Regions from separate parts of the Homo sapiens genome. Here region 2 is linked to region 1. A link is a contact called in ENCODE Hi-C or POLR2A ChIA-PET data. All regions are on one chromosome and are shown on one strand. The core of a region is the stretch at or near the end of the contact, and the rest is flanking DNA. Distances in the headings are between cores, read along the strand shown.

The links. A loop is a pair of places that touch in the nucleus more often than their neighbours do. ChIA-PET counts read pairs that join two places held with the same protein, here RNA polymerase II (POLR2A). Pooled maps may share reads with other maps.
Region 2: a pooled map shows a loop between it and region 1 (2.6-fold over the local background). The contact joins two enhancer-like sites. A Hi-C loop is called at or near these places in 2 of 50 pooled maps. POLR2A ChIA-PET finds 5 or more read pairs at or near these places in 2 of 52 experiments (MCF 10A and RWPE1).

What each region holds. Positions count from the first base shown.
Region 1 is chr6:10,096,886-10,101,562 of GRCh38, forward strand. LOC124900218 (a long non-coding RNA gene) reads right to left here. Exons shown (of 5, transcript XR_007059909.1): 5 at 1-2,673. It also overlaps the pseudogene OFCC1. Among named protein-coding and RNA genes, the nearest start is that of TFAP2A-AS2, 310 kb to the right of the region's middle. Within about 2 kb of position 2,271, at least 4 of the 41 ENCODE cell types and tissues checked have a DNase peak (open chromatin) inside an H3K27ac peak, as active enhancers do.
Region 2 is chr6:10,308,840-10,313,516 of GRCh38, forward strand. No RefSeq gene overlaps it. Among named protein-coding and RNA genes, the nearest start is that of TFAP2A-AS2, 93 kb to the right of the region's middle. Within about 2 kb of position 2,077, at least 3 of the 41 ENCODE cell types and tissues checked have a DNase peak (open chromatin) inside an H3K27ac peak, as active enhancers do.

The sequences.
Region 1 (4,677 bases), core at 1,021-3,520:
CACTGAAAATCCAGCTGGTAAAATAAAATTTAAAATTGGTTAATAGGCCGGGTGCAGTGGCTCACACCTGTAATCCCAGCACTTTGGGAGGCCAAGGTGGGCGGATCACTTGAGGGCAGAAGTTTGAGACCAGCCTGGCCAACATGGTTAAACCTCATCTCTACTAAAAAAAAATACAAAAATTACTGGGGCATGGTGGCGGATGCCTGTATTCCCAGCTACTCAGGAGGCTGAGGCACGAGAATTGCTTGAACCCAGGAGGTGGAGGTTGCAGTGAGCCAAGATTGCACCACTGCACTCCAGCCTGGGCGACAGAGCGAGACTGAATCTCAAAAAACAAAATAAAGTAAAATAAAATAAAATAAAATTGGCTAATAGTAAATTCATGATACCTCAGTTTAACAGTTTGGTTGTGGTCAGTCTTGATATCTTATTATGTGGTATTTTTTAATATTTTACTTTCCTTATAGCCTAGTAGTTTGGACCCTCGAGGTTAATTGATTCTTCAAAGGTGCCTGTTTAATTTGCCTTAACATATGACCTTGTGGGCCTTTTCTCTCAGTACTGACCAGTATTGAGAGATAAAATTTCAATGAAAAAAACTGACCAAATATACTAAACTTGTTTTCACCAGGCTAAAGATACTACAATCTCTCTGCACATTTTATCTGCCATGTCATGTCTTGCCATTTCTGTTCAATGGTTTGTAAAAAGAAAACTTTGTATCACATGCTAAACAGACATTGCTGTCCTTAACTTTTAATGCTACCAACAGTGCTCCAGGCACTAAACAAAACCCAAAGAGCAGCACCTCCCCTTAGTGTATCTAAATAATAGATTGAAGAGCAGGTTGCACATGTGCATATATTTTAATCAATATGCATTTACTGTGGCTATAAATGACACTAAAACATCACTACTCCCCAGGTGTCATTACCACCCACAATCACCCAATGGGCATTCTCCTACTTTATGTTGTTAAGTGTTCCTGAAAAGTTGCACGTAAATCAAATAATGTTAGATACAGTTGAGTAACCTATTATGGAGAATCCTTTATGAAGCAATAGGTAGCATATTATTACCTTATAGAAATTTGGTACAAATTTCTGGCATTTTCTCTTGTAGTTACCTATTTTAAATTCTGTGAGGCAATTCATTTCTTCATTCAATATTGTTAAATTCTCACTGTATACAGTACAACATAGAAAAAGTACCCACTTACAAGATAGGAAAAGCCATATATATCTATAACACAAGGGAAAAAGAAATATCTCCCCAAAATGACAACAACTAAAATAGAAATGGTAGAAAAATTCAAAGTGAAACAGAAAAACGGACATAAAATTTATAATGCATTTACAGAAGCTCTAACATACTTTTTATATAAATAAAGATGAGAGATAATAAATACCGGAGAGAAATCTGTATATGATTAGAGTGGTATTATTTCCTTTGGTTTAGCTCTCTGGTAAATATGTCTTAACAAAATGTTTAAATCCCAAAATACGATTAGTGCATGTCACTAGAAAAAAAGTTAAGAAGAAAAACCCACAGCTGATCAGGGTGGCTCATGCCTGCAATCCCAGCACATTGGGAGGCCGAGGCAGGAGGGTTGCTGGAGAACAAGAGTTTGAGACCAGCCTGGGCAACAGCGGGAGACTCTGTCTCTACAAAAAATAATTTTAAAAAAATTAGCCAGGCGAAATGACATTAAATCTTTAGTCTCGGCTATTCTGAAGGCTAAGACAGGAGGATGGCTTAAACCCAGGAATTCGCGGCTGCAATGAGCCATGATCACGACACTGCATTCCAGCCTGGTGACAGAGATCTTGTCCCCCCAAAAAAAAGAGAAAAAGAAAAACCCATTTCTCCTTTCATGCGATATCTGGCATTGCTACCTCTGCCATGACATGTACAAGCTCTTTGGGCCAGCTGGTAAAAGTGTGTGTTAATTTAAAATAACCTGTTTGTTAATTGCTTTCAACCCAAGTCATTTTGTTCCTGCACTTTGAACCCTAAAGGTAGTTTGGAATAAATGCGGCTGGGAATGAGAAGTAATTAATGCAAGCAGGCAGCCGTGGCTGCAAGAGCCGGGGATGGAGTGGGGACGGCCTGAAACTGGTGTTTGTGCTCTGAGGAACTGATCCCGCTGGTTTGTTGTTAGATTTTTTTTTCCCCCTTTCCTTCTGCCGTCTAGTTGCAGGCTACCACTGGAAGCTTCTGCCAAAGCGGGCTATCCCATCAGCCCTCTGGCACACTGTGTTGATCAGTAGATAAAACCTTCCCGGCAGTCACAGCCGCCGCTGCCACTGACGAGGCCACAGCAGCGAGCAAGCGGCTCTGCGGAATTCACTAACTGCCTCTCCACCTGCCGTCACCTCCTTGGGTCCCTCAAGGTTCTCCTTGTGGCTGATAGTCATGGTGATTGCTTGACCTCGGGCCTTGCAGCTGGCTGGCTTCCAGGAAGCTCCTCTGATGACAAGGTGTGCTGAAGTCTGTGTTCACGGGCACGGCATTCAGGCGCAGAGCGTGGGATGCGGGAGAAAAACCTGCTGCCGTTGCTAATGGCCCCAGTGTTCTTCCCTCGCAGGCAGAAATTATGCAGGCTTCTGTCTCGCGGCTTCTCCCTTTACCCAGCGCCTTGTATGTACTGGGAGACCAGACTGTGACCACCTCCAGGGTGACAGGAAGCAGCAAAAAATAAAAACAAAAAATGACAGAAAGACATGCATTGTATTTTCCAGCCTGTTGAAGCTTCCTTTACTGCATACTCTTGGAAAAAAAAAAAAAAACTGTCTTGCCAGTGATTTACACATGACTGGAACATTTTAAAACCTAGGCAACACACACGTATTTATCTGATTGATGCTTCTCTAATTCTTTGAAGTCCTCAGGCCATCTAGGAAGTTATGTCAATTTATAATTTTCCAGTGACCCGTGTGTGTGCGCGCATGTGCACACACGTGTGTGTTTTGCCAAATGAGGAACTGGCATTAGGGCAATGGTTAATGTAATATTAGTTGGTGTGGCTGAAAGCAAAAATTGCACTTAAAAGATTGAGCTGAGGTGAAACCAGCCAGACGACTTTTCCCAGAACGTGTACAACGCCCTCTGTGAAAATCTGCTTTTTCTTGGCAAACTTATTTTTGCTTTAATGTAACAGGGAAGCGTGTCTCATCCTGGAATGATTTGGCCCAATTTCACTATGGTTGGGGATTGGGAGGATTTGGGAAAAAACACAGTGGAGCCTTTCCAGAGTCAAACCTAACATTGTGTCAAAAGTACAGAAATTTGATGAAATCGTAGTATCAATACTTGAAGATGTACTGCTTGAAGATTTCTCTCCCAAAGGACTCCTGATTATACCTAGTTTTTGAACCTTGAATACATAGCATCTAGTTTTCTATCTTAAAAAACATGAAGCAATGGTAATACTGGCCTGCTCTTCCAATCACTAAATCAAACTTAAATTTGTGTTTTGTTTCCTTTATTTTTTAAAAATATATTTCAGACCTCTTTCAAACATATTTTTTGTTGATCCTTACAACTACGCTGGTGAAAAATTATCTGCTTTCTGCAGGTGTGCAAAATGAGACTTGGATTAAGAAAAAAAAATGTCGGCCGCGCACAGTGGCTCATGCCTGTAATCCAAGCACTTTGAGAGGCCGTGGCAGGAGGATCACGAGGTCAGGAGTTCAAGACCAGCCTGGCCAATATGGTGAAACCCAATCTCTACTAAAAATACAAAAATTAGCCAGGCGTGGTGGTGCGTGCCTGTAGTCCCAGCTACTCAGGAGGCTGAGGCAGAAGAATTGTTCAAACCTGGGAGGTGGAGATTGCAGTGAGCTGAGACCACGCCACTGCACTCCAGCCTGGGTGACAGCGCAAGACTCTATCTCAAAAAAAAAAAAAAGTGTCAGTTACCCTAGCTAATCAATGGTGAAGTTGGGATACAAACACAGCTCTTCTGATTCCAGATGGCTATTTTTGTCTTTACATGGAAAATTTTCTAGTTTTTCCTAGTTTCTCTCGTCTAGAGATGGCACAGGACCAGAATAGGACCTTCTCAGGACAGACCTACAACTTGGGCCTGGGAATTAACCAAACTGGCATGAGAGTGAAGAGGCCGGTGTGCTCCCTGCCACGGCATTCAGGTCCACAACAACGTTCAGCTCTTTGTCATACTCTGTTAATCCATCTTTGTCTCCTTTCTCTTTCATCATTTATTCATCAGGACCAGCCTTAAGGCAAAGTGAAAGGCCAATTCCACTTTGTATGTTTTTGTTATCCTTAATTTTTGTTATAGTCATTTTTACCAAACAAGTCTACAAGCAGCCTCTGCATTAGGTTGCTTAGATATTTGTTTGTCTGATTAATTAGAATCCTTCTAAGGGTTAAGTATGTTCAAGACTGTATGGGTCAGGTTTGCATTTTTATTTTATGATTACTCACTTCCCACAAGGACTATCATTCTCCAAGTTAAAAAAAAACTGTCTGGAATATATTATAAACTTGCCACAACACCTGCCTATATTTTTGAATTGAGGTTTTCCTTCTCACAGTCACTCAAAGGGATAATACTAATGTTTACAGCAACGAAGTCGGAAGGAGCCTTCCTCCCAGATCAGCTTCCTGGAAAGACCTGGAAATTCCTCCTCCTAAGTTTCCTTTATACCA
Region 2 (4,677 bases), core at 827-3,326, 210 kb after region 1:
AACATGAAGAAAAATAAGACTATACAATAAAAGCGTTTTGGAAGCCCCGTGTAAGATATTATAATTACAAAGACAATTGGAAAACCCCAAGTGGAAGTTGAACAGAACACTCTTGCTCCTGGGAAGCATCAGAAATAGTCCGAGGATCCTGAGTGGGTGAGTCTTGGGTTTCCAATCTCAAGTGGTGATCCAGCATGGAGAGGAAGAGAATGACCAGAGAGAGAAGTAACCATGAAGTATTTTCCCAAAAATATTGAAAGGCATCGTTTGTCTTTCCCTTTACATGTAGATTCATCTTTTTGTATCCAGGGAAGGAAGGCATGATGCCTGGTCCCCAAGTGCTGCTCTGTAGCAAGACCTGGTCCAGATGCAACCAGTGTGTTGTATTGGGTAAGACAGCCATAACTCACACAACATCTTTACCAGATGGCAAAACCAGCATAGGTGCACCAAAAGGTCTCTTGAAGAAGGCTCCTAGTGCCTGTAATAGCTTCCTCATTTCTGTCCCCTAGCAGTCTAAGAATAGACTAGAATAGATGCACAGGTGACCTCCAAGAAATACTAGAGAAAATAGGGCTTGGGAGCAGATTCTTATGTCCCTGAATCTGCCCTTTTCCAAAAATCTTACATGATCCTAAAATCTAGCAAAGCTATTTAAATTAAAAGCAAAGAGTTTTAAACCTGTATCACAGATTCTTTTTTCCACATTCTGGTCATATTTTAACAGTTTCATTGGATTGTAAGACCTGCTTTAAATATCCCCAGGACAGATAGAGTAATCAGCGTCACCTATTTTATGTATGAGGCCAATAGTGAATTTCCCAATCACTGACTACATTCCTGTGTTTTCTGAGATGAGTTCCAGCAGACGCCACTTTCTGACAGAGCAAGAGGCTGATTTGGGTTCCACCTTCATTCAGAGGTCTACAGACCTGGGAGAGGTGTTGGCCAAATCACTTCACCCTTCAGGGATGAAATGTTCACCTTTGCAAAATAAAGAGGTTGATCATTTCCAAAGTCCTTTCCAACTCCAACATTCCAGAATGATTCCATAAATAAATATTAGATGACAACTTGTAGTTGTTTTAATGGTAGAAATTTAAGCCAACAATTTAGCCTACAGAGACAATGACCTGAGCAGAGAGTCAGCCCTTGAAATGAGAAATCTGCAAAACCGCAGGGGAAGGCAGAACAAAAGCCTTTGACAGCAGGAAGCTAAACTGAGCCTCTTTTTCCACTTTTCATTCGTCCTAGGCACTCCTTCCCCAGCTGATATGTCCACCTTCCACAAATAACCAGAAAGCAAACACATATTATGTATGCAACTACGAGCCATGTGTCATTTGTCTGGATTTTCATTTTTTAATAAGCTCTCTTATCATTAAGCCTCTCTCATTTTAACTTCTTTGCATCCTTCCAACAACTGTGTAATGAGGACGCAGTAAAACCCAAGCACGTAATAAGAGCAGATTACTCCTTTTAAAAAGCTGACCTGAAGTTCTAGTTTACTAACCAAAATGACTGGAGCCAGGCATATTAGTCCTTTAACCTTTTTATTACGTATATACATGAAAACAATTAAAGCTGGGATTTCTTTCCAGTGTATTATCATTTTCTCTTCCCCCTGGCCTTTTTCCATCACATTTCAAAGAATTTACATCATATCCACTGCAGAGTCTCTCCTGTTTCCATTCTTTTCCCTCCTTTCCTCTTAACAACGGTCATCCTTTTAAGGTTAGCCAACCATGGGCTATCATTATACACCAGCAGTTCAGTCGGGTTGGTACAGCAGCCGCAAATAAGAAGAAAAAAAGAAAAAAAAACGAAAGGAAAAAAGTTGTGGGGTGGGGGCATTTAAAGCTCCTCATAAAATTAAATCTTAGATTTAAATTCTCCCTCATATTTTATTGTCTTTTCTTTTCTTTTTCCTGTGGTAAATGGTAATTAGAGTCAATAATCTTTTGCTGAGAGAGCACCTTGTCTTCACAGTGTTTATATCATCATCATCAAAGATCTGCCTTAAGGCCCTGGCGTGTTAATAATTTAAGGTGTGCACAGCCTAGTTATAGCAGGAAGCCTAGTTATTGAGTTTGTAAACCAGCCGATGATTTATGGCAACACCTTGCGTGAGTCATGCTCATTAAATAAAATACTTCGGTTTAATAAGGAACATGGGGTACACAGTTCTTCCCGTTACAGGGTGAGTGTGCAATTGGAGATTGTTGAGTTTTGTCGCCAGGTTCACCACGGCGATTTTGTCTTAATTGTGTTGGCAGGCAAGGGAGGGAGGGCCATGTGTCTGTGTACATCTGCACATGTATGCATAGCGTGTTGGCCTTCTTCCTCCCCAACAGGGGCTACGAGTCTAGAGCTTTCTCTCCCTTGAGAAGCTGTATCACAGAAGCCAAACTCTCTGATAGAATGTTAAATCTTTCTCTAAAAGGCTACTAATTAAGAAACCAGAAATGTTCATGGAAATAAAATTACAAGAAAAAAATCAATATACGGTTGTTAAATGTAGCCTGCATTTAAGAGCCATAACCATATTTTACTGTTAAATGCTACGGTTTACTCATTAGGAATTCCTAAGCAGGCTGAGACAGCAAAAGGCAAACACAGCATTCTGGTATGTTTAAAAGAAAATTTGTACGCAAGGTACACTTTTTGTTTTTTTAATGTCCCGTATCTGGGACTTTGAAAAAAAAATCGGAATCATTTAGTTGGATGTACTGTTTCCAAACAAATGCATTCCAACAACCACTTGCATTTCTATTACTCTGAATTAATTGATCAGAGCATGAAGTGGGCGCTGAGAAAGGTGAGAAGCTACGCTTGTTTTGTTTCACAGATTTCCATACAAAATGAAATTTCAGGCCAGGAGCGGTGACTCATGCCTGTAATTCCAGCACTTTGGGAGGCTGAAACTGGAGGATCGCTTGAGCCCAAGAATTCAAGACCAGCCTGGGCAACATAGTAAGACCTCATCTCTACAAATAATTTTAAAAATTAGCTGCGTGTGGTGATGTGTGCCTGTGGTTCCAGCCACTCAGGAGGCTGAGGTAGGAGGATCACTTGAGCCCAGGAGGTCAAGGCTACAGTAAGCAGTGATCATGCCACTGCACTCCAGCCTGGGCAACAGAGTGAGATCCTATCTCAAACGAAAAAAAAAATGAACTTTAATATTTGGTTGTGTTTATTGTTGCATGATCTCTAGGAAAACTTTCCAAAAAAAAAAAAAAAAAGGGTAAGGAAAGACAAACTGAACTTCTGTTTCACGTGTCTGAAAAACTCCCACCTTTGGGACATTTCTGAGCAATACTTAAAAATGTTCTAGGCTGGGTGCGGTGGCTTATGCCTGTAATCCCAGCACTTTGGGAGGCCAAGGCAGGTGGATCACTTGAGGTCAGGAATTCGAGACCAGCCTGGCCAACATCCTGTCTCTACTAAAAACACCAAAAAAATTAGCCAGGTGTGGTGGCGCATGCCTGTAGTCCCAGCTACTAGGTAGGCTGAGGCAGAAGAATCGCTTGAACCCAGGAGGCGGAAGTTGCAGTGAGCTGAGATCGCGCCACTGCACTCCAGCCTGGGCGACAGAGACTCTGTCTCAAAAAAAAAAAAAAAAAGAAAGAAAGAAAGAAAGAAATGTTCTATAAGCAGAATCACTGAAACAAAAATCAATCACATTCATTTCATACGCTAAATATAGTCAGTGGTTTTTACCAGCTTTCTTTAGAAAATAAATGTATCTTCAAAGGGAGCTGCCGCAGCCAGGGAGTCCGCTGAGTGAGTAGGTTTACTTTGTGGTCTCTGTTTTACCGCGGAGAAAATGGCTAATCTGAGTTTCGAATTACAGCGCTTCCTTCCCAGGAACCCTACCTGCTTTTAGTCTGGTGCTCAATTTGCACGAACTGTCGCCGCTGTTTGTTGATATGGCTTCCATATTCAGAAACCCCACATACTACTCAAGACTAGGAAGCACGTCATAGCCTGCCCTGATTTTAAATAAAGTTTTACATTTTGCTTTGATAGTATAGGATACTATATTCCCTTTCCTGAGGTTGGGAGTTCGAGACAAGCCTGGCCAACATGGTGAAACCCCGTCTCTACTAAAAATACAAAAAAATTAGCTGGGCGTGGTGGTGGGCGCTTGGAGGCCGAGACCGGAGAATCATTTGAACCTGGGAGGTGGAGGTTGCAGTGAGCCAAGATCACATTGCACTCCAGCCTGGGCGACAAGAGCAAAACTCGGTCTCAAAAAAATCAAAAAAATAAAAACAGAAAGGACCCAGTTTTTCAAGTGTAGTCAATTTTATCCAGCCTCAAAATTTTTATTTTATTTTACTTATTTTTTATTGCTCCTTATGGGGCAGGGCTACCCCATAGGCAGTGTCCCCAGAGTAGCACAGCCTCAAAATATTAAGAAGTACTTACCTTACTCATTTCTAAGACCAATTGTATTCCTTTTCTCTTCATGCACAGAAATCTTGTATAGAGAAGTAGTTTCACATTGAAACACTTTATTCAAAATATTTTAAATTCTAAGTGGCCTCATGGACATTTTAATACGTGACATTTATAAGACAAATCAGACTGTAAGCTTCTAGCAGACCAAGAATAGGCAGATGTATTAGTTTCTATATTATATTTAACAGTGTCATATAGTTAAGTTATTACTAA